2 separate regions of the Homo sapiens genome follow, and region 1 is linked to region 2. Evidence: read pairs that join two places in POLR2A ChIA-PET (ENCODE). Cell type or tissue: Caco-2. All regions are shown on one strand. Each heading gives the region's core, and the rest is flanking DNA. Links, peaks and the distances in the headings are about the cores only. Region 1 overlaps NKAPD1 (NKAP domain containing 1). Region 2 overlaps BCO2 (beta-carotene oxygenase 2).

Region 1 (7,596 bases), core at 3,597-7,596, 110 kb before region 2:
TTAGAAAAGATTTTACAGAATTAGTGGTATTTCAGCTGCTGATCTTTGAACTGGTTCTTGAATAGGTATACGTTTACCAGGTATGAAATATCATTCTGGATAGACAGCATCATGCATTAATATGGCAACGAGAAAGAGCATTAATCACTTGGGGCATGGCAAGAAATTTATCCAGAAAGCAGGGAAGGTAGGGGATAGTGGCAGAAGATAAGGCCTCAGTGGTAATTAGAGTTGGATTGTGATGTTTGGAGCTGAGACTTCTTCCTCTAGGCAATAAAGAAGCCATCAAATGTTTTTAAACAGGGTGTGGCATGATCATAGTTATATTTTAGAAAGATGGTTTGTCAGCTGGGTAGGGAATGAATCAGATGGGGAGATACAGAAGGGAGAGTAATTAGGAGGCAATTGCAGTATTACAGGTGAGAGATGATGAGGGTTCGCATGAAATTAGTGACAGCAGGGATGAAGAAGAGGAATTTAGGAGATAGAATCCAAAGAAGTTGGTGGCTAATTAGATTATAATGATAAGAATGGAATCTAATTCAGTTGACCCTTGAACAATGCAGGGGCTAGGGGCATCAACCCCCTGCATAGTCGAAAATCCATGTATAACTTTTTACTCCCTCAAAATGTAAGTGCCAATAGCCTACTACTGACTGAAAGCCATAGCGATACCATAAACAGTGGATTAACACATATTTTTTATGTTACATGTATTATATACTGTATTCTTATAGTAAAGTAGCTAGAGAAAACAACATTTCATTAAGAAAATCACATTGAGTAGGCTGAGGAGGAAGAAGAGGGACTTGTTTTGCTATCTTACAGGTGGCAGAGGTGGAAGAAAATCTGAGGATAAGTGGACCTGCACAGTTGAGATTCCTGTTGTTCAAGGTCAACTGTGTAACCACCTATGTGACTGGGTAGATGATGACAATTCTGTTAATTGAGATAAAGAACAAAAAATGGGACAATTATGATAGGAAAGGTAATTAGTTTGGTTTTCAACATGTTGATGGTGAGGTGCTTATAGGATGTCCAAGCAGTTGAAAATTCAGACTTGGAGTAGAGGAGAAAAGTTGGGGCTGGACATAAAGGTTTCGGGATTATTGATGTATAGGTTGATGATAAGAGGTCATGAGAGTAGATGAGGTCACCTAGGAGAGCACATATAATGAAAAGAGGGCCAAGGCCCCTGGTTTAGTTTTCTTCAGTAAACTGTACTACTTTTGGTTTGATCATATTATTATTATCATATCACCTGATTTTTAAAATTATGGGCGAGGGTAAAACTGTTACCCGAGCTGCCTATGCAATTATGTTAACCTGCCCCTAGTTATATAGTAAGCTTAGATTTAAAATGGTAGCTAGAAAAAGATAAATCTAGCACAGATCTAATGAAATTATGCAGGAAGACTTAGAAATAAAATGTGTTCTTTGGGTAATCACATTCTGCTTTTCAAGAAATTCCCTAGCAGCCATACTGATTATTTTATTTTATTTTATTTTTGACAAAAATTATAATATTACCAGAAGAGATTTAGCTTAGGGAGTTTAAAGACCTGTCCTTACTAGTTTTTTGACTTTGTTAAAATCTCTGAGCTTTTGTTTCTTTACAGTAAAATGTAATAATGGTAGCTGCTATATTTTCCTCATGAGATTGCTTAAGGTTCAATTGAGATGATATAATTAAAATCATATTGCATTTTGGAAATGTGGCATTATCATTTGCTAATCGCAGCATAATTGCAAGATTGATAAGGTGATGTTTGTCTGTGCAGCGGTTTAAAAATTCTATTGGGGAAGATTTCCACATATTTGAGATTTACTGGATTGGACTGTTCAGCCACTTTCTAGAGAAACCAATTTGTTTTCCAGGTTCCTGATCATAGCCCAGTCTGTAGCCCAATAATTAGTCAGATTGTATTTTCAGTTAGTTGCTTTTTTTTTTTTTTCTTTTTTTGTTGATACAGAGTCTCACTCCATCGCCCAGGCTGGAGTGCAGTGGTGCAATCTCGGCTCACTGCAACCTCTGCCTCCAGGGTTCAAGCGATTCTCCTGCCTCAGCCTCCTGAGTAGCTGGGATTACAGGTGCATGCTACCACGCCCGGCTAATTTTTGTATTTTTATTAGAGACGGGGTTTCACCATGTTGGTCAGGCTGGTGTCAAACTCTTGACCTCATGATCTGCCTGCTTTGGCCTCCCAAAGTGCTGGGATTACAGGTGTGAGCCACTGTGCCCGGCCAGTTAGTTACTTTTCTGTAATGTAAAGTTATTTTTAGTAACTTATTTTTATTTCCTTTTTAAAAATTCTAGATTCAGGAGGAATCAGATATGTGGAAAATAAGAGAACTGGAAAAACAGATGGAAGATGCTTACCGGGGGACCAAAAGGAAAATGCTACCCAGCAGTTCAAGGTGAAGTTGCAGCTCTGAGAACTAAAATAATTCTCATCTTTTTCAGAATCATCAACTTTTGTTTAAAAATACTTTGGTATATTAAGGATAAATTCAGTTCTGTGAGTCCTTAAGCCTTCCTTCTTTCGTAAATCTAGACCCAGGCATAAAGATAATGGCTGTGACGCATATGGCCCTGCTCTTTGTACTTATTTACAATGGAGAGTTAAAAAATTCTACCTGAACAATTATGAATGTGTAGGGTTCTGTGGATTCTAACCTTACCTGATAGCTTTTAACTGAAGATTTTATACTGGAATCTTGTGGTCACTAAGCTGATCAGTCATTCTATTCTCTATTAATCTTTCATTCTTTCAGGCTTTTCTTTTTGTAGCTGGAACTGCAGGTGCATGCCACTATGCCTAGCTACTTTTTTTTTGTAGAGGTGGTGTCTTGCTGTGTTCCCCAGGCTGGTATAGAATCCTGGGCTCACGCAGTCCTCCCACCTCAACCTCCCAGTGTTGGGATTATAAGCATGAGCCACTTGCCTGGCCTCAGACTTTTCTTCACCCTGTCTATTCACCCTCTTCACCAGATCAACAGCCTTTTCACATTACCTTAATAGCTTGAGTGTAAATATGAAGGATTATGCAGGCTTAGTTATCTTCCTTGTGGAGAGGCCTAGGAATGCTTGAATAATTGGGAAGATCCTTACACGCTTGTAAGTGTAAGAGCTACATATATAAGAAATACTTAAACTCTTTAGGAGCAGGGCTTGTGATTTTCTCATTTGCTGCTATATTCCTGCCAGCTAGACCAGTACCTGGTACATAGGAGGCCCTTACAATTTTTTTTTTTTTTTTTTTTTGAGATGGAGTTTCGCTTTTGTTACCCAGGCTGGAGTGCAATGGTGTGGTCTTGGCTCACTGCAACCTCCGCCTCCTGGATTCAGCCAATTCTTCTGCCTCAGCCTCCCAATCAGCTGGGATTACAGGCACCTGCCACCACGCCTGGCTAATTTTTGTATTTTTAGTAGAGACAGGGTTTCACCATGTTGGCCAGGCTGGTCTTGAACTCCTGAGCTCAAAGTGATCCACCCACCTCGGCCTCCCAAAGTGCTGGGATTACAGGCGTGAGCCACTGGACCTGGCCCCTTAAAAATTTTTGATAACCGATTAGCAGCTTACTGGCTAGTTAGTAGAAATGGTAAACAGAAGCTGGATCAGTGGTTCTCAACTTTTTTCCTACTCCAGTATTCCCATGGGTTAGACCTTGTTCCCACTGTTATTGGGACCTCTCTATAGTAAGTTGCTGGTTTGCACAGAGGGAAGTGTATTTCAGAATCTCTAGGGTAGTTTGAAGTGTCCCTTGCTATGATTATGTTCTGCTTCCCTCTTTGCATGCCCTCCTAGTTGAGAATCAGCGAGTGAACTATCACATGACATAGTCCAGAGTTGATTTCATCTCTCTATGCTTTGCAATAGGATGGGTACTAATGGTCAGATTTTTTTCTTTTTTTCTTTTTTTTTTTTCCTGAGACGGAGTCTCACTCTGTTGCCCAGGCTGGAGTACAATGGCATGATCTGGGCTCACTGCAACCTCTGCCTCCCCGGGTTCAGGCAATTTTCCTGCCTCAGCCTTCCAAGTAGCTGGGACTATAGGCGTGTGCCACCACACCTAACTACTTTTTTTGTATTTTTAGCAGAGACAGGGTTTCACCATGTCCCCCAGGCTGGTCTTGAACTCCTGACCCCAAGTGATCCACTCGCCCCGGCCTCCCAAAGTGCTGGGATTACAGGCATGAGCCACTGCACCTGGCCTGGTCAGATTTTTTTCCACTGGACTTTACAAATGTACAGAGGAACAGATAATCAAAGTGCTGGGATTACAGGCATGAGCTACTGCACTAGGCCTGGTCAGATTTCTTCCACTGGACTTCACAAATGTATAGAGAGGAGCAGATAATGTCTTTGCCTTTTTTTTTTTTTTTTTTAAACAGTATCATGTTGTTTCCTTCCCCCTCAGCTTGTTCCATGAGTTTTGTGCATGATGTTCCATAAAGTAAACTCACAGATTGCTTTTACATCTAAAAGTTCTTCTGCTTTCTCTTTTAGCCGGATGCGCAGTGATGGTTTTGATGAAGAAAGTCAAAGATACTATTGGAGGCCAAAGAATGAAATTTCTGGGACACTGGAAGATGATTTTCTTAAGGCTAAATCCTGGAATAAAAAGTTCTATGATTATGAAGCAAACATGCCAGACAGGTTTGTGATTAATTCCTGTGAGCATTAATATTTGGCCTGAGAACGTGTACTTATCAAAATTAATTGTCCCCACAAAAAACTTGTGTACAAAAGTTCATACCAGCATTATTAATAATGGCCCCAAAAAATAATGGCCAAGTAATCCAAATGTCTGTCAACTGATGAATGGGTAAACAAAATGCGATATATCCATACAATGGAATATTATTTGGCAGTAAAAGAAATGAAGTACAGATACATGTTACAACGTGGCCTTGAAAACATCATGCTAAGTGAGAAGGAAGAAGCCAAGTCACGAAAGACCGCATATTGTATGATTCTATTTATGTACTATGTCCATACATAACTGTATGATTCCATTTATGTGGTAGGCAATTCCATAGAGACAGAAGGCAGATTAGTGATTGCCCTGGGCTGGAGGCACTACACTTTGAATGCCATGATATGTGAATTATACTTCAATAAAGTTGTTATTTAAAAAAAATAGGCCAGGTGCTGTGGCTCATGCCTGTAATCCCAGTACTTTGGGAGGCCGAGGCGGGCGGATCACGAGGTCAAGAGATTGAGACCATCCTAGCCAACATGGTGAAACCCCAGCTCTACTAAAAATACAAAAATTAGCCGGGCGTGGTGGCATGCGCCTGTAGTCCCAGCTACTCGGGAGGCTGAGGCAGGAGAATCACTTGAACCCAGGAGGTGGAGGTTGCAGTTGAGCCGAGATTGCACCACTGCACTCCAGCCTGGCAACTGAGTGAGACTCTGTCTCAAGAAAAAAAGAAAAAAATAATAATAAGGCTGGGCGCGGTGGCTCATGCTTGTAATCCCAGCACTTTGGGAGGCCAAAGCGGGCAGATCCATGAGGTCAGGAGTTTGAGACCAGCCTGGCCAACATAATGAAACCCCATCTCTACTAAAAATACAAAAATTAGCCAGGCATGGTAGCATGTGCCTGTAGTCCCAGCTACTCGGGAGGCTAAGGCAGGAGAATCACTTGAAATCGGGAGGCGGAGGTTGCAGTGAGCTGAGATCACGCCACTGCACTCCAGCCTGGGCAAGAGTGAGACTCCATCTCAAAAAAAAAAAAAAAAATTGTCCCCATGTAGACAGCATGATATTATGAAGTGTTTTTGGAAAAGTGCTTCATAGCTAAAGAGCAGAGTGTAAGAGTTCGTTAGTGTTTCTTAAGGAAAGCAATGGCAAGTTCTCTTACAAATGGACAAAATAATCTTGTATGTCTGAAGTGATAGTGTACAGTACAGGAAATGTAGCTGTTACTGAGCTATAATGGGGGCTTGGTTCTACCATATCTCTACTTTGTGTTTATGTTTGTGTATGCATGTACTCCAAAGTCTTTCTAATGTTGCTTTAATTTCCAAAAATGTATGCATTGCTTTAACAATACATGTGATGTGTCATATTACAGATGGGGTCACAGTGGTTATAAAGAGTTATACCCTGAAGAATTTGAAACAGACAGGTAAGGAAAATAGGCTTACTGAAAGAAACTAAGATGGTACAAAATCTGTATTATAAATTGATTTCTTAACTTTTACGAAGAATATACTTGCCATCAAAAATGTAGCTAGAGAAACAATAGGTGATTTAGTTAGGAGGTGATCCCTGTTTTCCCATTCTCTGGTTGATGTTTGGCATGTCTGTAAGCATTTTGGTTTTTATATATAGTATTCCATACAGTAACTCAGTATGGCAGCTTAGAATTTTTACCTTCATTTTAAAGATGAGGAAACAAAAACTCAATGAGAATATTAAAGTGTTAAAGTATACATTAAAGTGCTTATTTAAAATTCAGATGTTAACCTCAATTTTTTAATCTAGAATGCAAAATATTAAAATAATACGCTTTTTTTTTACATAAAAGCTTCTATTTTTTAACTTTTCTTATTAGTAGTGATCAGCAAGATATTACCAACGGGAAGAAAACATCTCCCCAGGTAAAGTCATCTACCCATGAATCCCGCAAACACAAGAAGTCAAAGAAATCCCACAAAAAAAAGCAGAAAAAAAGGTCACACAAAAAACAGAAGAAAAGCAAAAAGGAAGCCACAGATATAACAGCAGATTCCTCGAGTGAGTTCTCAGAAGAAACTGGGGCTTCTGGTACAAGGAAAGGGAAACAACCACATAAACGCAAGAAAAAATCCAGGAAAAAGTCTCTCAAAAAACCTGCTTTATTCTTAGAGGCAGAAAGTAACACTTCACATTCAGATGATTCAGCATCCAGCAGTTCTGAGGAAAGTGAGGAAAGAGACACTAAGAAAACCAAAAGGAAAAAGAGAGAGAAAAAAGCCCATACCTCTGTAGCCAACAATGAAATACAGGAGAGGACAAACAAACGCACAAATTGGAAAGTAGCTACAGATGAAAGGTCTGCTGAGAGCTCAGAGGATGACTAAATGGGAAACACTTTTGTTTTCCACATGACTGTGGATATTTACAGTTCTTACTCCTTGTGGTTTTGCCAGTGACTCTTGTTCAGCACGGGGCCTGAGGTCAGAGCTGTCTTGTGCCATCTGTATGTTCTGACAGACGTCTTGTCTTCTATTTTGGCGTTAAGCTTGATCCCCTTTTCTTGTTAAAAGGGAATCTGGTATTTTGTTATGAAGGTTTCTTGAAGAGATTATTTTTTTTTGCAATTAATTACGTTTAGTGTAGAGTGCATATACAGCAAATTAAAGGACCCAGAAAGCTGGATCCAATAGTGACCTGGGTACACCAATCGGAATATTGAATTTGGGGAAGTCAAGGGCTGGGATCAAGAGGTGGATTGGAACTAATGCCATGTAGGATGGTATGACAAGGCAACACTGTATTGCTCTCTGTTTATATAGCAGGTGTCACAACTAACTTGTCTTTAGCCTTGGTGCTTTGATCCTTCTATATTTTGACCCCACAGGTGTGGTCCGGTTTACTTAAT
Region 2 (17,020 bases), core at 6,685-10,684:
GGATGCTGTAGAGCCCAGGATTTAGCGTCATCACTGAATTCAAACCCTTGTTCTGTCACTGAGCAGCCCTGCAACTGTGGGCATATTCCTCTGAACCTTGGTTTCCACATCTGTAAAATGGGAAAAATATTTCCTCGCAGGGTCAATGTGAAGGGAAAATATATGTATAAGGGATGTAGCAAAGTGCTTAGCACAATACCTGGCATGTAGTAAGTGCTTGGTAGATGGCACTTATCTCACTGGCAAACTTATCTAGATACTCTCAAACATGGATCTCCCACCCCGCCCCCAGCTCTTGGGCTCTAGACCTGTGTTTTGCCAACTGGCTGTGGAACATCTATACTCTGGTGTTCTACAAATAGTTCAGACTCTCTCAAAACCGAGCCATTGACTTTTCCCAGTGCTTGTTCTTCATGTCTTCTCCATCCCAGTTAAAGCATCACCAGCCAGCCAGTCATTCAGGTCCAACATTTTGGACCCTCTCTTTGTCGCTGTCTACATCCTATCAGTCATCTCTGACTTGTTTCTGGAGTTTGTCCTTTGCTCACTGGTGCTGCTTCAGTTTAGGTGCTTATCTTCTCTTGCTTGAATTATTGCCTGGGCTCCTCGTTGGCTTCTTCAATCTGTATGCTGTTCTTTGTATTCCAGGATGCCGGTCACACAGTTTCACTCTCCTGTTTCACAACTTCACACTTTCCTGTTGAAGGTCATTAAGCCTTAGTCTAAGTGCTGGTGGTCGTGGGCAGACCTGTTTCTCCAACATTATCACCTGCTCCGCCCACATGCTACCCCCTCAACTGGCTGTTCCTCTAAGATACTATATGTCTTCTGACCCTTCCTCCTTCCATCATCTCTGCCCTTGTCCTCTCTGCAATTGGCAGACATCCGTAAAGAACCAGCCAAATGTCTCCTTCCCTCTTGACCTTTCCCTGATTCCCCCAGCTTTCCATCCTATTGCTCCTTCTCTGCATAAATAGCTTTTTTTTTTTTTAAAGTTTCTCCCTTGTAGCAGCAATCACTTTGTATCCATTATTTATGTGCCTGTAAGTGCTGACCTTGGCACAATGCCTGGCAGATAGTAGGGACTCAAGAAGATGTTGACTTGAATAAATGAATGCATGGAATGACAGGATCTCTTGAGACACAATCTAACAAGGTGAAATATATTAAGTAGCAAAAATTCTTGAAATTATTGTAAGTTTTTTTGAAAAATACTACCAAAGTAGACAAACCATTAGTTAACATGGTCAAGAAGAAAAAAGGAAAAGGCACAAACATACAAAGTATGAAATGACAATGGAGAAGAAATAATTGAAGCAGAAAAAAATTAATTACAAGAGACTTTGAAGGCCTTTATGCAAATACATTTGAAAGCCTTGATAAAATGGATAATTCTATAGGGAAAGCAGATTACCAAAATTGATGGAGGCCAGGTGTGGTGGCTCATGCCTGTAATCCCAGCACTTTGGGAGCTCAAGGCAGGATAACCTCAGCACTTTGGGAGGGTGAGGCAGGAGGATTGCTTGAGGAAAGGAGTTCGAGACCAGTCTGGGCAGCCTAGCCAGACCTTGTCTCTACAAAAATAAAAATAAAAAAGAATTAAACAAAATTGATAGAAAAGGAAATTTTTTTTTTTTTTTTTTTGAGACAGAGTCTCACTCTGTCGCCCAGGTTGGAGTGCAGTGGCACGATCTCGGCTCACTGCAAGCTCCACCTCCCGGGTTCATGCCATTCTCCTGTGTCAGCCTCCCAAGTAGCTGGGACTACAGGCACCTGCCACCACGCCTGGTTAAATTTTTTTGTATTTTTAGTAGGGGTTTCACCGTGTTAACCAGGATGGTCTTGATCTCCTGACCTTGTGATCCGCCTGCCTCGGCCTCCCAAAGTGCTGGGATTACAGGCGTAAGCCACAGCACCTGGCCTCAGAGAGGGAAGTTTTAAGTAGACCAGTTTCTTTAGAAGAAATAGGAACCTTATTAAGGAAATGTTTCTCAAAAAAATTACCAGGCCCAGATTATTTCACAGATGAATTCTACCAAACCTTCAAATGTGAGATAGTCCCAATACTTTATAAATTATTTCAGAGCATCAAAAATGAAGGAAACTTCCCTATTGTTTTTATAAAGGAAGCATCATATTAATATCTAAATATGACAAAGATCATGGAAAAAAGTAAACTGCAGACTAATATTATTTACGAATATCCACGATAAAGTACAAAATAGGCCAAATATCGTGGCTGACACCTGTAATCCCAGCACTTTGGGATGCTGAGGCAGGAGGATTTCTTGAGGCCAGGAGCTTGAGATTAGCCTGGGCAACATAGTGAGACTCCATCTTTACAAAAAAATTAAAAAGTAGCCAAGTGTGGGGGCGTGTCCCTGTAGTCCCAGCTACTTGGGAGGCTGAGGCAGGAGGATCACTTCAGCCCAGAATTGAGGATGCAGTGAGCTATGACAGTGCCACTGCACTCCATCCTGGACCACAGAACAAGACCCTGTCTCTTAAAAAAGAAGTACAAAATATATAATACTAATATAACACTAATAAATATTTTGTTAAGAAACAGAATTCAATACCACATTAAAAAATAAAATTAACTTTGATCAGGTGGGATTAATTTCAAGAATACAAGTTAGGCTTATTATTAGTAAATTCATTAATACAATACAAATACGCCATATTAGTAAGTTCCAGGAAAAATAATCACAGAATTATCTCCATAGATGTTGAAAAAGCTTTTGTGAAAATTTAACATCCATTCTTCCTAAAAATTGCTTAAGAAAATAGGGTTTGGCTGGGCGCAGTGGCTCACGCCTGTAATCCCAGTACTTTGGGAGGCCGAGGTGGGTGGATCACAAGGTCAGGAGATCGAGACCATCCTGGCTAACATGGTGAAACCCCGTATCTACTAAAAATACAAAAAATTAGCTGGGTGTGGTGGCACGTGCCTGTGATCCCAGCTACTCAGGAGGCTGAGGCAGGAGAATTGCTTGAACCCGGGAGGCAGAGGTTGCAGTGAGCTGAGATCGTGCCACTGCACTCCAGCCTGGGGCGACAGAGTGAGACTCTGTCTCAAAAAAAAAAAAAAAAAAAGAAAAGAAAATAGGATTTGTAGGATTTGTTGGATAGTTGCTAAATATGATTTTATATGCATGTATTTCTTAATATATATCTCTTGGTATATGTATATAATATATATTATAAATATCTTATGTATCTCTATCTATTATATCTTGGTGCTACAAGCAGTAATACTACATTGGAAAATATACCAGTATTTTCTTCAAGTCCAGAAACAGGAAGGGATGGTCAGTATCTTCACTACTGTTCAACATTGTACCAGATGTAAGCAATGCAATTAGATGAAAGACATTGACCAGAGACACAAGGACTAGTAAAGTAAAATTATCTCTTTATGCAAATGATATAATATTACTATTATATCATATTACTATAATGTATTAATCCTGGAAAACCATAGAGGATCAATGATAAAACTAAATTTAACAATAAAAGGTAAGGTCATAGGATGTAAAATTAACACACTGAAATAATATCCTTCATATATGCAAACAATAATCAGAGAACATAATGGTAGGGAAACTTCATTTACAATTGCAACAAAGAAGATTAAATACTTAGCAATGAATTTAGAAATATGCAAACTTTAAAACACCCTTGGAAGACAAATTCAAACAAATGTAAAGACCATCCCCTGTTCTTGAATAGAGTGATTCAACATCATAGAGATGTCCCAGTTCTCCTGAATCAATTTATAAATCTAATACAATCTTAATAAAAATTCCAACAAGCTGTTTAAGAAAGTTGGACCAATTGATACTAAAGTTCATATAGCACAATAAATATGTAAGAATTGACAAGAAAACAATAAATTTTTTTTCAGAGGGAGCAACTAGCCCTACCAGATATTAAAATACACCATAACACCTTTACAATTAAAACATTGTGATATTGGTGCAAGAATAGACCAATAGATGAATGACATAGAATAGAAAGACCAGAAGTAAACCCAGGAACTTAGGGAAATTTAGGTATCTGATAATAGTGGCATCTCAAATCATTGGGTTAAAGAAGGACTTTTTCTTTTTTCTTTCCTGCAATTTAAAAAATTCTGGTAAAATACATATAACATAAAATTTACCATCCTAACCATTTTTAAGACAACAGTTAAGTAGTGTTAAGTATATTCATCTCGTCATGAAACAGATCTTTAGAACTTTTTCATTTTGTGAAATTGAATCTCTATACTCATTAAGCAACAACTCTTTATTTCTCCTTCCTGCTTCCTCCTGTTAACCACCATTCTACTTTCTGTTTTTATGAACTTGACTACTTTAAATACCTTATATAAGTGGATTAACAAGTGGAATCATACAGCATTTGTCTTTTTACGACTGGCATATTTCATATCGCATAATGTCCTCAATGGTTCATTCATGTTGTAACATGTGACAGGATTTCCTTTGTTTTAAAGGATAAGTAATATTCCAGTATATGTTTGGGGAGGCAAAATTTCCCCTCTTACCTCTTAGGGTCTTCAGCTGAACCCAATAATTAAACTGATTAACATGTGTTAATCAGTTAATCAATGTGTTAAGCATATGAAAGAAGAGACCATATAATAAACCATTTAAAAAGCGAAGCCACAAACTTTTCCTTACAGTTTTCAATGTTTAACTATTTAAGTAGATCATTTCTAGTGTAATCATATGGACAAAAATGATTATCTAGGAAGGACAGTTATCTTATTTGTCTACTTTAGCATAATCTTGATAAAGCTGAAAAATTGTAAAGTAAATGGAAACTTTAATACATATAAGATATGAAGATAACTATTTCTAAAAGCTTAGGAACTTGTTCTTTTTCTTTCTTTCTTTTTTTTTTTTTTTTTAATGAGACGGGGTTTTGCCATGTTGCCCAGGCTGGTCTCAAGCAATCCACCTGCCTCAGCCTCCTAAATTGCTGGGATTACAGGTGTGAGCCACTGTGCCCGGCCTGGAGCTCATTCTGATTTGTTAAACATCAGCCATCCCATATCCTCTCATGCTATTATCTTAGCTGTGGAGTAAAGATTAGAATTTTCTTAGGATTCACCACAATAGGGGTTTTCTAAAATGTGAGGTTTTTTTTTTTTTTTTTTGACAGGGGTAAGGGTCAGGAGAATGTAAATTATTCTTTTTTTTTTTTTTTTTGAGATAGAGTCTCCCTCTGTCGCCCAGGCTGAAGTGCAGTGGCGCGATCTCGGCTCACTGCAATCTCCGCCTCCCAGGTTCACGCCATTCTCCTGCCTTAGCCTCCCAAGTAGCTGGGACTACAGGCGCATGCCACCATGCCCAGTTAATTTTTTGTATTTTTTAGTAGAGATGGGATTTCACCACGTTAGCCAGGACGGTCTTGATCTCCTGACCTCGTGATCCACCCACCTCGGCCTCCCAAAGTGCTGGGATTACAGGCGTGAGCCACCGCGCCCAGCCTATTCTTTCCTTTTATACCTAGGATATACCCAAAATGCTCTCCTCCCACAATTTCAAGTTCTCTGACTAATCAGGTTGTGCTGGGAACCTGTCCCATTTCCTTATCTTTATATTTGAAATGAAGATCTATCACTCTGTCCCTCATTTTTATCTCATGTTTTCTTACTGATATTTATTTATTTTCTCCTGTTTGAAGGTACAATCATTGGTTTGATGGGATGGCGCTGCTTCACCAGTTCAGAATGGCAAAGGGCACAGTGACATACAGGAGCAAGTTTCTACAGAGTGATACATATAAGGCCAACAGTGCTAAAAACCGAATTGTGATCTCAGAATTTGGCACACTGGCTCTCCCGGATCCATGCAAGAATGTTTTTGAACGTTTCATGTCCAGGTTTGAGCTGCCTGGTAAAGCTGCAGGTGATAGTGATGATTATTTAAACTATTACGATATATAACCATCTATACAAACATAAATCTTGAAAATAGATTTTTTTGTGTATGTGAGAGGATGTTGAAACTGCTTTCTCCCTTTGAGTGTGTGCTTAGCGTCGTCTACAGTAAGCTGTGGTACTTAAATAACTCTAGGGTTTGGTTTCAGCCATGACTGACAATACTAATGTCAACTATGTGCGGTACAAGGGTGATTACTACCTCTGCACTGAGACCAACTTTATGAATAAAGTGGACATTGAAACTCTGGAAAAAACAGAAAAGGTAAAGTACAGGTAAAAAAAAATGAATAAAATAGATCCTAACATTTCTTTCCATTTGAAATACTTTTTAGAGTAGTATATATCAAGAAGAAATTGAAGCCTTAACTACACAAAAAGAAAGTTATTCATGATGCAGGTCACCTTTACTCTCTGGCCTGATGGCCTCTGGGTTGGTTTTCCTTAAATATAATTCTAAACTCCTTCCTTAGTCCTAATATCTGAAGGCTAGGGTAAAGGAGAAATAGAAGAGTACTGATCTACTTTGGCTAGTTGGGGTGTTCTTCCTAGCTATGGTTAGTATTGGACTGGAGGTTGTCTATACCTGTATTTCCTTCACATAACATGTTAATTAAAAAGAAAATTTTAGACTAGATTTTTAATTTTAATTCTTATGCTTCTTTTGAATTTTCCTGTGATATTAGGCAAATTTATTCAGGGTGGTTTTGTTGTTAGTAGTGGTGATGTGTTTTTGTTTGTTGTTTTAATCTTGATTTCTTTTTTTTAGTGGGAAAAATAATTTTTATTTCTCAGAGGCAAGAAATTAGGGCTTACATTGCAGTTTTCTTATCATATTTTTAAAAACATTAGATATTTCTACTATTTATGCATGTGAATAGAGATCTGCCCATTAAAAATCTCCAGTGGTCTCAAATTTGCAGGTAGATTGGAGCAAATTTATTGCTGTGAATGGAGCAACTGCACATCCTCATTATGACCTGGATGGAACAGCATACAATATGGGGAACTCCTTTGGGCCATATGGTAAAGTTGCAATAAAGGTCTTTTTAGAAATAATTGAGACCAGGCACGGTGTGTATATAAAGATGAATACTACAGGTTTGTTTTTTACTGGCACAAGTAGAGAGAGGGTGCTCTGGACACCTCTACACCCAGCTCTCTCTCCTCTTTATTACTTGATCTCAGATAAGGAGGATTCTTCAATGCTGTTATAGGAAACAGCAAACATCCTTCTAAGTAAAATATTTCAGCAAAATGGATCCATGAACCCAGCAGTTTTTGGTCTATCTATCTTATCTTGATCATTAAAAAAATCAATTTTATAATAAATTAACTCTGTTAACCAAGTAGATAACTTTGTAACTCATTCATAATATGACAAATACTATTTCACCATTCTAAACTACATTTTTTTTTTTTTTTGAGATGGAGTCTTGCTCTGTTGCCAGGCAGGAGTGCAGTGGCGCAATCTCGCTCATTGCAACCTCTGCCTCCCAGGTTCAAGCGATTCTCCTGCCTCAGCCACTGGAGTAGCTGGGACTGCAGGTGTCCTCTGCCATGCCTGGCTAATTTTTGTGTTTTTAGTAGAGACGAGGTTTCACCATGTTGGCCGGGATGGTCTTGGTCTCCTGACCTCGTGATCTGCCCGCCTGGGCCTCCCAAAGTGCTGGGATTACAGGCGTGAGTCACTGTGCCTGGCCAATTACACTTTTTTTTATTTTTTATTTTTTTTTACAAAGGCTCGCTCTTGCCCAGGCTGGAATGCCGTGGCACGATCTCAGCTCACTGCAACCTCCACCTCCCAGATTCAAGTGATTCTCCTGCCTCAGTCTCCTGAGTAGCTGGGATTACAGGTGCTTGCCACCATGCCCGGCTAATTTTTGTATTTTTAGTAGAGACGGGTTTTCAGCCACGTTGGTCAGGCTGGTCTTGAACTCCTGACCTCAAGTGATCCGTCTGCCTCGGTCTCCCAAAGTGCTGGGATTTCAGGCGCGAGCCACTGCGCCTGGTCTGAATTACATATTCTAAAATTAAAGTAACTAGATCTGTGATTTTCAACCTTTAATTGCCTAACAATAATCTGGAATGTAGATAGAATCATCTGGATTTCATTCATCTTCAGGGATTCCGGTTTAGTAGAACTGAAAAGGGGCCAAGAATTTGCATTTTAACATGGTCTCTGGGTGATCTTGGTGCAAGTGGTCCCTGGATCTCACCGATTAACCCAGCCACCCATCATGAGAGCCTGTGCTTGTTACTTTGCCTCAGTTTGCTCCTTATACAAACTCCTGGAGAGTCTTGCAAAGTTCAGCTGACAGTATTGGGCAGGTCCAATCTTTCTGGACATTCCTCTGCTGGGTGTTTCCTGGGTGTCTGTTTGTCTTACCTAATGTCTTCAAGACTTGCAGTTAGAACAGCTCATTAACTAATGTGTTTAAATTCCGTGAATTGAGTAATCCAGTTGCTGAGACAGGAAATTCATCTCTTTATCTTCTCCTAATCCCAACGAACACTGAATCTACTTTTTTTTTTTTCTTCACTTGATTATTTGGTTCAGTGAGAAGTTTATGAACTGGAACTTAATGTGCAGGCAACTGCAGGGAGCTTGACTACTTGATAGACATTTGGGGGAAACTTAGTGATTCTCATTGTAATACAGTAAAATGCTTGCTAGTAATTGCTACCTTTAGGAAGTAAAAAGCTTTGGTTTTAGCTTTTCTAGATATTTTTAAAAGGCTTTTTAAAATTTGTAAAAATCCTGTAAACATTAATCAATCCAGTTGGTTTTTAATACTTATTTAAAATATGTTCTTCAGACTAATATTAGAGACAATAATAGAGTACTCTTGGACTATAGAGCTTGTCTAATATTTCTTTCATCACTGTACAAAGCATGATGTTTTGTATGTAGTGGGTTCTCAAAACATATCTATATCCCCAACCTAGACCTCCCAAGTATTTTATATCCAATTGCTTACTCAGCATTCTTCCTAGGATGTCTAATAGGCATTACAAAATTAACTTGTCAAAAACCAGACTCCTGATATTTTCCTCTAAACTACCACCACCACCTCCTCCTTTCCTCCTCCTCCTCCTCCTTCTCTCTCTTCCTTGTTCTCCTTCCTTTCCTCCTCCTCCTCCTTCTCTCTCTTCCTTGTTCTCCTTCCTTTCCTTCCTTTCCTTCCTTCCCTTCCCTTCCCTTCCCTTCCCTTCCCTTCCCTTCCCTTCCCTTCTTTCCCTCCCTCCCTCATTGCTCTTTCTTCTTCCTTCTTCTTCTTTTGCTTTCTTCGATTAGAGATGGGGTCTTGCTATGTCGCTCAGGCTGGACTTGAACTCCTGGGCTCAAGACATCCTCCCAGGCAGCTGGACTATAGGCATGCACCATTGTGCCTGGCTTATTTCTTTCTCTCCTTAAGATGAGTCTTCCCCATCTCAGGAGATACTAACTCCATCTTTCCAGTTGCTAAGGACAATAACTGTGGAATCATCCTTTACATTTATCTCTTACATCAGTTGATCAAAAAGTAATTTCAGGGTCAGGTGCAGTGGCTTATGCTTATAATTCCAGCACTTTGGGAGGCCAAGGCGGGTGTATTGCTTGAGCTCACGAGTTGAGACCAGCCTGGACAATATAGCAAGACCTCATCTCTACAAAAAATACAAAAATTAGCCAGACATAGTGGCATGTGCCTGTGGTCCCAGCTACTCAGGAGGATGAGGTGGGAGGATCACTTGAGACCAGAAGGTTGAGGCTGCAGTGAGTCGTGACTGCACCACTGCACTCCAGCCTGAGTGACAGAGTAAGACCCTGTCTCAAAAAAAAAAAAAAAGAAGTAATTTCAGCAATGCCTTCAAAATATATCAAAAATCCAACCACTTCACACCACCTCCATGGCCACCACTCTACTTTGAGTCACTATCCCTTCTCACTTGAATGACTGCAATAGCCCCTCAACTAGTTGCCCTGATTCTGCCCTTGCCCCACTTCAGTTTCTTTTCAGCTCTGTAACACCAGAGTTACCAGAGTTATCCTTTTAACCCACACCCACTTCTCTGAGCTTACCTCCTAGACTCTCCTTCTCGCTTGTCATGATAGGGCCACACTGGCCTCCTAGCTGATACTTAAACACTCCAATCGTGCTCCTGGCTGAGAACTTTTGCATTTGCTCTTCCCTCCACCTGGAATGCATTTCTCCCAGATATCCTCAAGGCTTTCTTCCTCACCTCCTTTAGGTCTTTACTCAGACATGACCCACTTAGTGAAGCTTTTCCAGACCAGCATATTTAAAGTTGCAAACAGTAGCCCCTACTCCTCATATGATCACTCCTGATCCTTATTCCTTGGCTTATTTTCCATTATAGTTCTCATTGTCATCTGATACATTGTATTTTTACTTATTATATGATTTAAAAGAAAAACAACAAGGCAAAATAAGAGATTTTGTCTGAGCACAGTGGCTCACACCTGTAATCACAGCACTTTGGGAAGATGAGGTGGGAGGATTGCTTGAGACCAGGAGTTCGAGGCTGCAATGAGCTATGATCACACCACTGTACTCCAGACTGGGTGATAGTGCAAGGCCCTGTCTCTAAAAAAAATGAAGAAGAAGCCAGTGGAGGAAGGGGGGAGATTTTTGTCTATTTTGCATATTTCTGTATACAAGTGCCTAGAATATAGTACTAAGAACACTCAGAATGGTGTCTGGAATATAGTAGGTGCTCAAAAAGTAGTAGTTGCAGAATAAATAAATAAAGAACTGTACTGGAAAGCAGATAAACAAGCAGAAAATTGTATACAATGAGATATGTGCTATGACTATGAGGATGTAATGAGGACATACAATAGGGGCACCAAGTGCCTTTGGGGTGGGGAGGAGTCAGGGAAGACTACTTGAGGAGTGGATATCTGCGTTGATTCTTGAAGAGCCAGTAAGCAATAGCCAGATGAATGATTGCATGAAAGAATGTTGATGAGAAAGGATGAAATGGAACCCAGAGTGACCCTAGCTAGGGGTCCAGAGGGCTGGAGGGAAGGAGTTGGACATGAGTGCAAATGGAGACTGTAGTTGTTGGAATAGGGGAAGGGAGTAAAGGAACAGAATTTGAGGATATTCCTGGCTGCTATCTTTTTTTTTTTTTTGAGTTTAAGAACTTCAACTCTATGACCTGTCTATTCACCATACATATGAGACAGGTCCATTATAATCCTTACCTCATTATATAATAGCTCTTTTTTATTATTATACTTAAAGTTCTGGGGTACATGTGCAGAACGTGCAGGTTTGTTACATAGGTATACACATGCCATGGTGGTTTGCTGCATCCATCAACCTGTCATCTACATTAGGTATTTCTCTTAATGCTATCCCTCCCCTAGCTCCCCACCCCCTGAAAGGCCCTGGTGTGTGACGTTCTCCTCCCAGTGTCCATGTGTTCTCATTGTTCAACTCCCACTTATGAGTGAGAACATGCGGTGTTTGGTTTTCTGTCCTTGTGTTAGTTTGCTGAGAATGATGGTTTCCAGCGTCATCCATGTCCCTGCAAAGGACATGAACTCATCCTTTTTTATGGCTGCATAGTATTCCATAGTGTATATGTGGCAGATTTTCTTTGTCCAGTCTATCATTGATGGGCATTTGAGTTGGTTGCAAGTCTTTGCTATTGTGAACAGTGCTTGGCTGCTATCTTAATGTTTCCTACGAATTAGAGATGAAGTTAGCATTATAGTACAATGAATCATTGGTTGATCACTTTGGATGTCTGTTTCAAAACGTTAGCTAATTATTTTCATAGAGCTAACATTTTTAAGATCCAGATCTTTGTTTGAAATAACCCTTCAGGAAATAAGAGTGTCACACATATTGCATAAATCTCTTAATTGCTTTTGGCAAGTCCACAAGTGCAAGGGTTGTCTTTTAATCTAGAATATATGTAAAACAGGTAAGATAGGACTTTTCATTTTTCAGGTTTCTCCTATAAGGTTATTCGGGTTCCTCCAGAGAAGGTGGACCTTGGGGAGACAATCCATGGAGTCCAGGTGATATGTTCTATTGCTTCTACAGAGAAAGGGAAACCTTCTTACTACCATAGCTTTGGTGAGTCCAGAGATAAGGCAAATTTCAGTGGGCTCTGCCTTGATGTTGCTGTAGCAGAAGGACTAGTCTGGCAAATGTTATGTTAATAGTTTATCACGCTATGGTGATAATGAGACCAAGGTTGCATTTTGATGCCAGGTAAGGTTATTCTGTTTAGTCACATACTCCTGACCCTAGCCAGCTGACTGCTTGAAAAGATATACTGTAGTTGCTTTAGTATAAGCAATTACTAAAAAATTAATTGATATAATTTAAAATTTTAGGCAACCTTAAAGCCCACAAATAGTAATCATACATGAAAATGTTGTCTTGACTATATTTTTTGGGGAAATTCATATTCTATATAGGTTGATTCAGCTTTTACTCAGAATATTTATTTTCTGTACTTTAAATCATTATAGCCAAACTGCTTCTAGATTCTTACCCCCAGTATAAGCAGGAAAAGGATTAAAGGATACATGTAAAGATCATAAAGGACACTTTAATACTATACTTTTTTACTTTGTTCCTAAACCAAATAATTTAAAAAGAAAAGAAAAGGAAAAAAAGATAAAAAGCAAGCTGAGAACATGCAACCCAAGCTATTCTAAGCAGTTCCCTTTTTTATAAAGGAACAGGAAATACGTATAGTAAAGCTGGGAGACAGTAAACATGTATTTCTGGCTGGCATTTGTTTAGGGCATCAGTAACGTGTCCAGGCATTCAGACAAGTCCCCATAACTGGCACATTTCAGACAACTCTAGTTTGCCAAATAACATTTTTATTGTTTGCTGGAACCTTTTAGGAATGACAAGGAACTATATAATTTTCATTGAACAACCTCTAAAGATGAACCTGTGGAAAATTGCCACTTCTAAAATTCGGGGAAAGGCCTTTTCAGATGGGATAAGCTGGGAACCCCAGTGTAATACGCGGTTTCATGTGGTGGAAAAACGCACTGGACAGGTGGAGTATTTTGAGTATATTTATCATGAAAATTGTTGGAAACAAAGGCAAATTTCCATATAGTTGATTTTTTAAAAATCTTCCCTGGTTAAAAGTGCATAAGACACTTTTAATCAAGGATATTACCTTCTTCTATAGGTTGAGCTAGCTACTTATTAATTAGTACGATGGATTTTGCATATTAGAGAATTATAGGAAATGATTTTATCTTTTTAATGATCTGATTCAATTAAAATGGCATCCAGGAAACTCTCTTAGCATGGACTTTTTCCATATCATAATAGTTGCTAAAGAGGGTGTTGTTCGTGCAGAAATCTTCTGTAATTTTTGCAGTAATACTTTAATTAGTTGATTCTCTGGCTTCTTTTTCCTTTTTTTTTGAGATTTTTTTTTTAGATGGAGTCTTGCTCTATCACTAGGCTGGAGTGCAGTGGGGAGATCTCAGCTCACTGCAACCTCCACCTCCCGGGTTCAAGTGAGTCTCCTGCCTCAGCCTCCCGAGTAGCTGGGACTACAGGTGTGTGCCACCACACCCAGCTAATTTTTTTCTATTTTTAGTAGAGACAGGGTTTCACCATATTGGCCAGGATGGTCTCGATCTCTTGACCTCGTGATCCACCTGCCTCAGCCTCCCAAAGTGCTGGGATTACAGGCGTGAGCCACTGCGTCTGGCCCAATTCTCTGGCTTCTTAATATGTGACTATGACAATCCTACTAAAGTCTAAGCATGTTGATTGAATATCTTTTTATACTCCTGATTCATAATGCTATTATATTTGCCTACTTTTTACCTCTCTAAAGAGATAGTATCTTAAATTTACTCTATCTGGATCTCATTACAAAAAAAAATTTAGTAATGACTGCACCTTAAAAAAAATTAGTCTTTGAATTTATCATCAGTATACTGAGTAGCAATATTTTCTATTTAACCATGCAGTTAGAGTCCAAGATTTACATATCACTCAAAACATTGGGCTATATTTCATGAGGGATTTTAAGTTCGTTATAACAATTGATTGGTCTATATCAAATAGACCCAGTTCATTGCTTAAGCAAGCAATGTTTAAATCAAAGCATATTTGCTTCTACATTCTGTATTCTACTTTTATATATACTGGACCTGCCACTTCAGAGGGGAAAATCTTTCTAATTTTCTTATTTTGAACTTTTTGGACCTGTTTCCTAAAGGAAAGGGAAAAAGAAGAAAACTAAAAAAAATTTTTTTCATTGTTTGTGTTTTCCCCTGCAGCTCCTTCCAGGGAGATACTACAGCAAACCTTTTGTTACATTTCATCAAATCAATGCCTTTGAGGACCAGGGCTGTGTTATAATTGATTTGTGCTGTCAAGATAATGGAAGAACCCTAGAAGTTTACCAGTTACAGAATCTCAGGAAGGCTGGGGAAGGGCTTGATCAGGTAAACATTAGAATTTGTCAAGAGTCATCAAAATAATTTTGAACTCCAAGATCTGGCTTTGGCTTTGGAATTACATGTTTCTCTCTCTCTCTCTCTCTCTTTTTTCTTTTGAGACTGAGTCTTGCTGTGTCACCCAGGCTGGAGTGCAATGGTGCGATCTCGGCTCACTGCAACCTCTACCTCCCAGGTTCAAGAGATTCTTGTGCCTCAGCCTCCCGGGTAGCTGGGATTATAGGCACGCACCACCATGCCCTGCTAATTTTTAATTTTTTTGTAGAGATGGGTTTCACCATGTTGGCCAGACTTGTCTCGAACTCCTGACCTCGAGTAATCTGACTGCTTCAGCCTCCCAAAGTCTTGGGATTACAGGCATGAGACACCATGCCTGACCTAGGAATTACGTGTTTCTCTTGTCTCCTTGTGGCAAATAATGAGAGAGAGTAGTTTTAAAGCATTGAAGACACAGCTTCATCATTTATTTAATATTAAAAATAATTTGAAATAGCTTATTTAATACCTAATAAGTAAGAAACATGGCAAAGAGAGCCAAGATATGTGTTTAAAAGCATATGTGGCTGGGCACGGTGGCTCACGCTTGTAATCCCAGCAGTTTGGGAGGCTGAGGCAGGCAGATCACTTGAGCTCAGGAATTTGAGACCAGCCTGGACAACCAAAATGGTGAAACCTCGTCTCTAGTAAAAATGCAAAAATTAGCCAGATGTGGTGGTGGGTGCCTGTAATCCCAGCTACTTGGGAGCCTCAGGCAGGAGTATCACTTGAACCCAGGAGGTGGAGGTTGCAGTGAACCAAGATCGCACCACTGCACCCCAGCCTGTGCAACACAGTAAGACTCCATCTCCAAAAAAAAAAAAAAAAAGCATATGTGATAGTTCCTTATTTCCTTATTACACTTAAGCACCAAAGTTTGCTAGAAGGAATAGCAAAGTAGACCGTCAATCAGTCCACCTAGTTGAAGGGATTCACTTTTTCCTGATGCTGAATCCAAGGTAAAGTTTTTCCTTGAATTATGTAATATACATTGTTTCTAGCTGTAGCTTTATTTTTTAGCTATAATTGTCTTTTTAAATGTTTGTAAAATAGTACTTATTAAGTTTACTTATGCCTTACTAAGCTTACTTATAGCTTTATGGTGGGTCTTGACATCTGTGGTTGTTTATCTCTTTTCTGTTTTAAGATTGCCTGGGTTTTTCATGGCCTTTTGCATGTCTATAAATTTTAGAATCCATTTATCAGGTTTTGTTTTTGTTCTTGTTTTAAAAATAAAATTCATTGTATATATTTGAGGTTTACAACATGATGTTATGGGATACATGTAAATATTAAAATGGTTAGTATAGTGAGGCAGATTAACATATCTATCATCTCACATGTTACTTTTTTGTGTGACAAGAGCAGTTAAAATCTACTTGTTTAACAAAAATCTCTGATAGAATACAATCTTATTAACTTTATTTCTTACGTTTGTACGTTAGACCTCTAGACTTGTTCATACTACATATCTACTGTTTGGTATCCTTTGAGCTACATCTTGTCTTTGCCTTCCCCTCCCCTCTGGTGGTAACCACTGTTTCATTGTCTTTCTCTGTGTATTTGAGATTTTCTTTAAAAAATTCCACATAAAAATGAGATCATGCAATTTTTTTTTCTTTTCTTTTTTTTTTGAGACGGAGTCTCACTCTGCCACTCAGGCTGGAGTGCAGTGGCGCGATCTCGGCTTACTGCAACCTCTGCTCCCGGGTTCAAGTGATTCTCCTACCTCAGCCTCCCGAGTAGCTGGGACTACAGGCACATACCAACATGTCTGGCTAATTTTTGTATTTTTAGTAGAGACCAGGTTTCACCATGTTGGCCAGGCTGGTCTCTAACTCTTGACTTCAGGTGATCTGCCTGCGTTGGCCTCCCAAAGTGCTGGGATTACAGGCGTGAGCCACAGCGCCCTGCCTCATAGAATATTTTTCTTTCTGTGTCTGGATGTTTCACTTAACATAATGTCTTCCAGGTCCATCCATGTTGTAGCAGACGTCAGGATCTCCTTTTCTAAGATTGAGTAATACTCCATTGTGTGTATATATCACATTTTCTTTATCCATTCATCTGTCAATGGGTATTTAGGTTGTTTCTGTTTCTTGACTGTTATGAATAATGCTACAATGAACGTAAGAATGCAGCTATTTTCATGAGGTGGTGATTTCATCTCATTTGAGTATATACCCAGGAGAGGGATTGCTGGGTCATATGTTGTACAGTTGACCCTGAACAACATGGATTCGAACTGCATGGGTCCTTATATGCAAATTTTCTTCTACCTCTCCACCCCTGAGATAGCAAGACCAACCCCTCTTCTTCCTCCCCCTCAGACTACTCAATGTGAAGACAATGAGAATGAAGACCTTTATGATGATCTACTACCACTTAATGAATAGTAAATATATTTGCTCTTCCTTATGACTTTTAGTAGCATTTTATTTTATTTTTTTTGAGACAGAGTTTTGCTCTTGTTGCCCAGACTGGAGTGCAATGGCGTGATCTCGTCTCACTGCAACCTCCGCCTCCTCAGTTCAAGCAATTCTCCAGCCTCAGCCTCCCGA

Evidence for each region. ChIA-PET counts read pairs that join two places held together with the same protein. Peaks named below come from ENCODE experiments on the same cell type or tissue, not always from the same donor. Only the 100,000 strongest peaks of a DNase experiment are listed, where the experiment ranks them.
Region 1: POLR2A ChIA-PET joins it to region 2 with 6 read pairs; 4 of 35 experiments call an interaction of 5 or more read pairs at or near these places.

Annotation. Positions count from the first base shown.
Region 1 is chr11:112,075,898-112,083,493 of GRCh38, forward strand. NKAPD1 (NKAP domain containing 1) reads left to right here. Exons shown (of 6, transcript NM_018195.4): 3 at 2,318-2,418; 4 at 4,512-4,661; 5 at 6,085-6,138; 6 at 6,568-7,596. The coding sequence ends at 7,075. Among named protein-coding and RNA genes, the nearest start is that of NKAPD1, 5.4 kb to the left of the region's middle. In Caco-2, for the core only: no CTCF peak of the experiment used is centred there; no DNase peak of the experiment used is centred there.
Region 2 is chr11:112,187,780-112,204,799 of GRCh38, forward strand. BCO2 (beta-carotene oxygenase 2) reads left to right here. Exons shown (of 12, transcript NM_031938.7): 3 at 5,695-5,918; 4 at 6,100-6,215; 5 at 6,874-6,976; 6 at 11,920-12,048; 7 at 12,834-12,994; 8 at 14,244-14,411. Among named protein-coding and RNA genes, the nearest start is that of BCO2, 21 kb to the left of the region's middle. In Caco-2, for the core only: no CTCF peak of the experiment used is centred there; a DNase peak (open chromatin) is centred at 8,289.